2 separate regions of the Homo sapiens genome follow, and region 1 is linked to region 2. A link is an interaction called in ENCODE POLR2A ChIA-PET data of the cell type or tissue named here. Cell type or tissue: PC-3. All regions are shown on one strand. Links, peaks and the distances in the headings refer to the core of each region. The heading gives the core; the rest is flanking DNA. Region 1 overlaps GRB10 (growth factor receptor bound protein 10). Region 2 has its middle 69 kb from the start of GRB10.

The links. Peaks named below come from ENCODE experiments on the same cell type or tissue, not always from the same donor. Only the 100,000 strongest peaks of a DNase experiment are listed, where the experiment ranks them.
Region 1: POLR2A ChIA-PET joins it to region 2 with 5 read pairs; 2 of 35 experiments call an interaction of 5 or more read pairs at or near these places.

The regions. Positions count from the first base shown.
Region 1 is chr7:50,732,410-50,735,326 of GRCh38, reverse strand. All of the region lies in intron 3 of GRB10 (growth factor receptor bound protein 10), which reads left to right. Among named protein-coding and RNA genes, the nearest start is that of GRB10, 49 kb to the left of the region's middle. In PC-3, for the core only: no CTCF peak of the experiment used is centred there; a DNase peak (open chromatin) is centred at 1,526; H3K27ac peaks cover 927 bases.
Region 2 is chr7:50,850,079-50,852,995 of GRCh38, reverse strand. No RefSeq gene overlaps it. Among named protein-coding and RNA genes, the nearest start is that of GRB10, 69 kb to the right of the region's middle. In PC-3, for the core only: no CTCF peak of the experiment used is centred there; a DNase peak (open chromatin) is centred at 1,475; H3K27ac peaks cover 1,691 bases.

The sequences.
Region 1 (2,917 bases), core at 222-2,721, 120 kb after region 2:
GCATGTCTTACCGTTTATTTATGTCTTTATTCTTTTAGCAATGTTTTAGTTTTCAGTGTACAAGTAGTTCACCTCTTTGATTACATGTATTTCTAAGTATTTTGTTATTTTTGATGCTATTGTAAATGGAATTGTTTTCTTAATTATCTATTGGATTGTTCTTAATTTATAAACACAAATGGTTTTTGCGTGTTCACTTTGTATCCTGTACCTTTGCTGAACTCATTTACTAGCTCTGATAGTTTTTTATTATGGAATCTTTAGGGTTTTTACATATAAGATTATGTCATATGTCATCTCTGAACCTTGATGATTTTAGTTCCTCCTTTCCAATTTGGATCCCTTTTATTTCTTTTTCTTGTCTCAGTGCTCTGGCGAGGACTTCCAATACTATGTTGAATAGAAGTGGTGAAAGTTGGCGTCTTTGTCTTGTTCCTGATCTCAGGGGAGAAGCTTTTCATCTTTCACCATTAAGCATGATGTTAGCTGTGGATTGGTTACATTTTATTAGAGACCAGAGATAGCCCAGCCCTCTTACTGTATCTAACTATAGTTTACTTGTCCCAAGGAAACTGTTCCACTGGGCTTATGGGACACACATTTTCCTGGCGGAGAAGCCATCTCCTTTGGCAAATACTTTCAAAGGTGATATTTAGGTAATAAAATTGGCATATTAAGTGATATTTTTGACAGTCTTAACACACATTAAGTTTGAAACTTCAGGGAGAAAATAAGAACATATTTCTATATGTCAAACACATCCAGGAATTCCAGAAGGCATATTAGTGAGGGCCAGTGAGTCTCCACGGATGAGCTGGGAGACTGGGAGATGACCACAGCAGGGAGGCGTGCGGCGTGCGTGGGGGGTGTGGGCAGCCTGGTGGGATGTGGCAGAACTGTCACCCAGCGGGCAAGGTGGCCAAGAGGACACTCCTTCCTCTCCCAGGCCCTCAGAGATGTGGGCGAAGGGGAGAGAAACAGGTCCTTGCAGTTAGGGGAGAAGGCAGAAAGAGTGTTTAGAGATGGGGCTAGGACATGGGAGGTGGTGGGGTGAGGTAGAGAGTGAGGAGTCGCACAAGAGTGTGTTTGCTGGTGTGGAAGGCAGAGGCCGCCTGGCTGCCCGCAGGAGACATCCAGGCATGGTCCTGCGATCTGGCAGCAAATGATTTGGGGCACTGATCCACCTCAACGGCTAGGGGTGACGGCCTGTCCAGTGAACCCAAACCGATATGTGTATGAAAATAAATAAATATATGTTTAAATATATAAATATTTATATTCATATGTATTCAATATATAAAGATTTATTTTAAGGAACTTGCAAGTTTGAAATCTGCAGAGCAGGCAGGCTGGAAACTCAAGCAGGAGTTTGCTACAGTCTTAAGCTAAATTCTTGTTTCTCTAGGAAATCTCAGTGTTTGCTCTCAAGGCCTTCTGTGGATTGGGTAATGCCTCTGTTAAGGGTCATTTCCTTTAAGCCAAGTAACTGTAGACATTAACCACACCTACAGAATACCTTCATGGCAATAGCCAGACTGGTGTTTGACTAAGTGACTGGGAATTAGAGCCTGGACTGTTGACGTGTAACACCAGCTACCCCGAGGACAGGCTGACTGTGAGCCGGAGAAGGCTGAGGCCTTGGGGCTGCTGATCATGGCAGAGGTGAAGGGTGGATGCGGGCACAGTTCTCACTGAGTAGGTTGGGGACGTCTGAGCCAGGTCATGGACCTGCTCCCTTCATTGTGCCAGTACTTCCACTGCTATTGACTGCTTCCTTTCAGCCCCAGCAAAGTGTTCTGGGGCGTTCTTTGGTGATTTGAGGGATTCTAGAGAAACTCTTGCAGAAAACATGGTTGGTAGTAAATTTTACAGATCTGGGATGCTTCTGTTCCTTTTAGCTGTGATGAGAATTCCCTAGTGATTTTATATTTTGGGTCTGTGTTAGTTTAGTAAGGCTGTCATAACAAAGTGCCACAGACTGGGGAGGGGGCGAGGGGACTTAAATAGCAGAAATCCATTTCCCGCAGTCTGGATATTGGAAGTCCATGATCAAAGGTATCGGCCGATTTGGTTTCTCCTGAGGCCTCTCTCCTTGGCTTGCAGATGTTCATTTTCTCAAGGTGTCCTGACATGGTCTTCTCTCTGTACAAGTCTGTGTTCTAATATTCTCTTCTTACAAAAACACCGCTTGTATTGGATTAGGGCCCACCCTCATCATCTCATTTTAACTTAGTGACGTGTTTAAAGACCCTCCTTCCAAATACAGTCACATTCTGAGGTACTAGGAGTTAGGGCTGCAGCTTAGGAACTTTGGGAGGATACAGTTCATCCCATAACAGGGTCTTGTCTTGATTTTTGTTGTTGTTATTCTGATTGTTAGAATTAATATCCCTCATTTTATTCGGTACTAGGTGCCGTGGCCCACAGGGGAGAGTATGTAATGAGTTTGTCAGGTTGGATGTCCACTGAGAATTCCGATTTGTTCTATGGCTTGTGGAGCTAGTGTTCACTCAAATGATGTTCTGTGGTCCTGTCCCCAAACACACACACACAACCCCTTCTGGGCTTCTTTGGAATTTGTCTGAATCCCTATTTGCGAAAGCTTGATGAAGTTTGCAGGGTGTTAATAGATGGTATAGGGAAGAAGGGTGAGGCAGTGCAGGAGAGTGCTGGGAATGTGTGAGTTAAATTTAGAGGGTCTGATGTCACCCTCACCACTCTGGGCACCCTTCTACCCCACAGACTTTTGACCTCACAGATGACCTCTCAGGGCACCATAGTTGGGGACCATCTCTGCATGTCAGCAAAAAGCTGGTGCCCCGAGCAAGTGTCCTTACTGAACCTACAAGCTAAGACCAAGAGCTGCCCATTCAGACATGTCACACTTGAACCAGCCATAAGTAGTGGATTTTTTTTT
Region 2 (2,917 bases), core at 158-2,657:
AGAGACACACTCACACAGAGACACACATAAATACATACACACACAGAACTATATATACTCACATATACACAGGCAGAGACACACACAGACACAAACACAGAGACACACTCACACAGAGACACACATGAACACATACACACACAGACATATATATACTCACATATACACAGGCAAAGACATGCACACAGACACAAACACAGAGACACACACAGTCACACATAAAGACATACACAGAAACACACATACATAAACACACATTTATATACACACAGACACACATAAAGAGACACACATACACACAAAAACATACACTCAGACTTGCACACAGACATACAGAAACACACTCATACATAAAGACACACAGATAAACACATACACACATACACAGACACACAGAGATACATACATAAATCACACAGACTTTCACACATACAAATCGGCACACACACACACACAAACACACAGATTCACAGACACACTAAAGAGACACACACACCCATAGCCATACACACACTTACACACACAGATATACAGACTCACAGACACACACACATATACACGGACACAGACACAGTTACACACACAAATAGACACAGACACATATAGACACATATACACAAGCACATAAAGACACACATGGACACACACACTTGCACACAGACACACAGGCCGACACACTCACATGCACACCTCTGCTATCTCCCTTGCCCCTGATTTTGTAACTCCTCAGCCCTGCCCTCCTGGTTCCAGTGCCTATCTCCTTTGTCCTCCATTTCCCAACTTCAGGAATCCTACCCAAGAACCTCCTTTGCCCCGCTTTCCACCTGGAGAAGGTCTAGTTCCCGACCACACCCAGCTGGAATATTAGCTCCTGCAGGAGGCTTCCCTCAGCCACAGCTAGCAGAGCAGTCAGTGGCTCCCTGCCAGCACGGACACACTTCAGATGCACCGCCATTAGATCACAACACACAATCTCAGCCTTCATGAAACTCTTCCACCCACCTTTGGCCACCGCTCTCTGAAGGAAAAATTCACTGTATTCATCTCACCCAAGAGAGACATAGTATGTTGTTCAGTAAACGTAGATAAGTGGGTACTTTTCAGGTGATGCTTCTTCCATAGTCCTGTACATTTTAATCAGTTAATTTTAATGTCAGTCAATTATTAACAGCTGGAGTTGTTGGTGAAAGTTATGCCCTGGGAAGGAGTCATGGTGAGATGTTCACGGCTGGAAGCCTCCCCCATGACCAGAGTTTCCACCCCACCTGCTCTCTGGGGTGGGAAGCTGGGGTGGAGACAGATGGAACCACACATATAGACCGGAAAGTGGCAAGCGGCAAGCGCATGATTGAAACCTGCTTCTGCTCTGCTTCCCACCCCCCGCCCAAAAGGGAAGCCTCTCTTTGGTTTTCCATAAGGAGTGTCTGTGTTTGGTCACCAGACAACTCTTACTCATTGAAGGGTGCGTAGGAGTTGGCAGGAAAACTCCACTATGAAACTTCCTAGCTTCGTAAGGAAAATGCCTCCTCTATGAACAGAGGATCTAGTTTAGAGCTTGAAAGAGGCAATGCCAGATTTTAAGAGTAACCTCTGGTTAAATCAAAATAGAATAGGGAATGAACATTTTTTTAGCTTACAACAGACCAGACCTTAGGAATTTTAGCAACTGTTATCTAAGTTAATTTTAATAACCTTATAAATGGCCACAGTTGAGGAAGCCAAGGCCCAGGGATGTTAAATAACTTTTCTCAGGATGGCCAGGGAGAGCACAGCTCCTTTCATTCTCTACATCTCATGGCAGTTTCAAAGACTTTCAGACAAAATTATACACTTGCACGGTATAGGATGCCCAGCAGTGACCTTCTCTTTGCTACAGAGTTGGACTTAACTTGCTTAATAGAACAAATAAGAATTCTTTGAAATAATTTCTAGAAACAAAATTCTTTTTTCATTTTTTTGAGACATAGTTTCATTCTGTTGCCCAGGCTAGAGACACAATCATTTCTCACTGCAGCCTTAATGTCTTGGGCTCAAGCAATCCTCCCCTCTTGGCCTCCCAAAGTGCTGGAATTACAGGCATAAGCCACCATGCCTGGCACAGGAACAGAATTCTCAAGTGACATATTCTTGGGTTTTGCTGTCTTTCAGGTCTCAGGGACATTGACTATAAATAGAGAAGTCATTCATGAAGCAAAATGACCAAGGAGGATGCCTGGTAATTTAAATTCTTCTTGGGAAGAATGTAACAGTGTTAATTTTTTCACTTACTTATTCTTTTCCTTCTTGCCTACCATATTTTTTTCAACTTTGGGTAAAAATGTAATAAGTTGTATTGCAATTTTTAACAAGTGTTACCCACATCAATATTGAAGGGTCAGTTGCTTCACAAATTTACCAAACAATACTCTTCACCAAAACACTATTGTTGGAAAGGGACCACCTCAACTAAGAGCCCCTCAAAACCAAATCCCCAGTGGGTTACATCACCCCATAACCTCTTGTTACTCATCTTCTTCATATCCACTTGTCTTTTTACAATGTTCCACTATACTTGTTGGTATAAAGATCAGTAATCCATGGTTCTAGCCTTTGAGGGGCTTGTGAGAGAAAGACATGGCATGCCATGGACCAACTTAGTGGAGGTACAAGTGTCCCTGGAGCACAGAAAGGGAGGAACTACATCTCCCCAGGGGAGTTCCAGAAGTTGCCACAGACTGTGACCTGGGCTTTGAAGGGTGAGTAGGAGTTGGCAGGGGAAGGAGAGGGGGAGAATGTGGAAGGACTGGGAGCAGTCATGGCCTGAGGGGAGACAGGACCCCTTGGCACAGAGATGGCATCTATGGCCATGCAACTAACTCGGGAGGTCACCTGGGCAGGCTGTGTTGGCCAGAGAAGAGCAATGGGTTCCATGGATCCT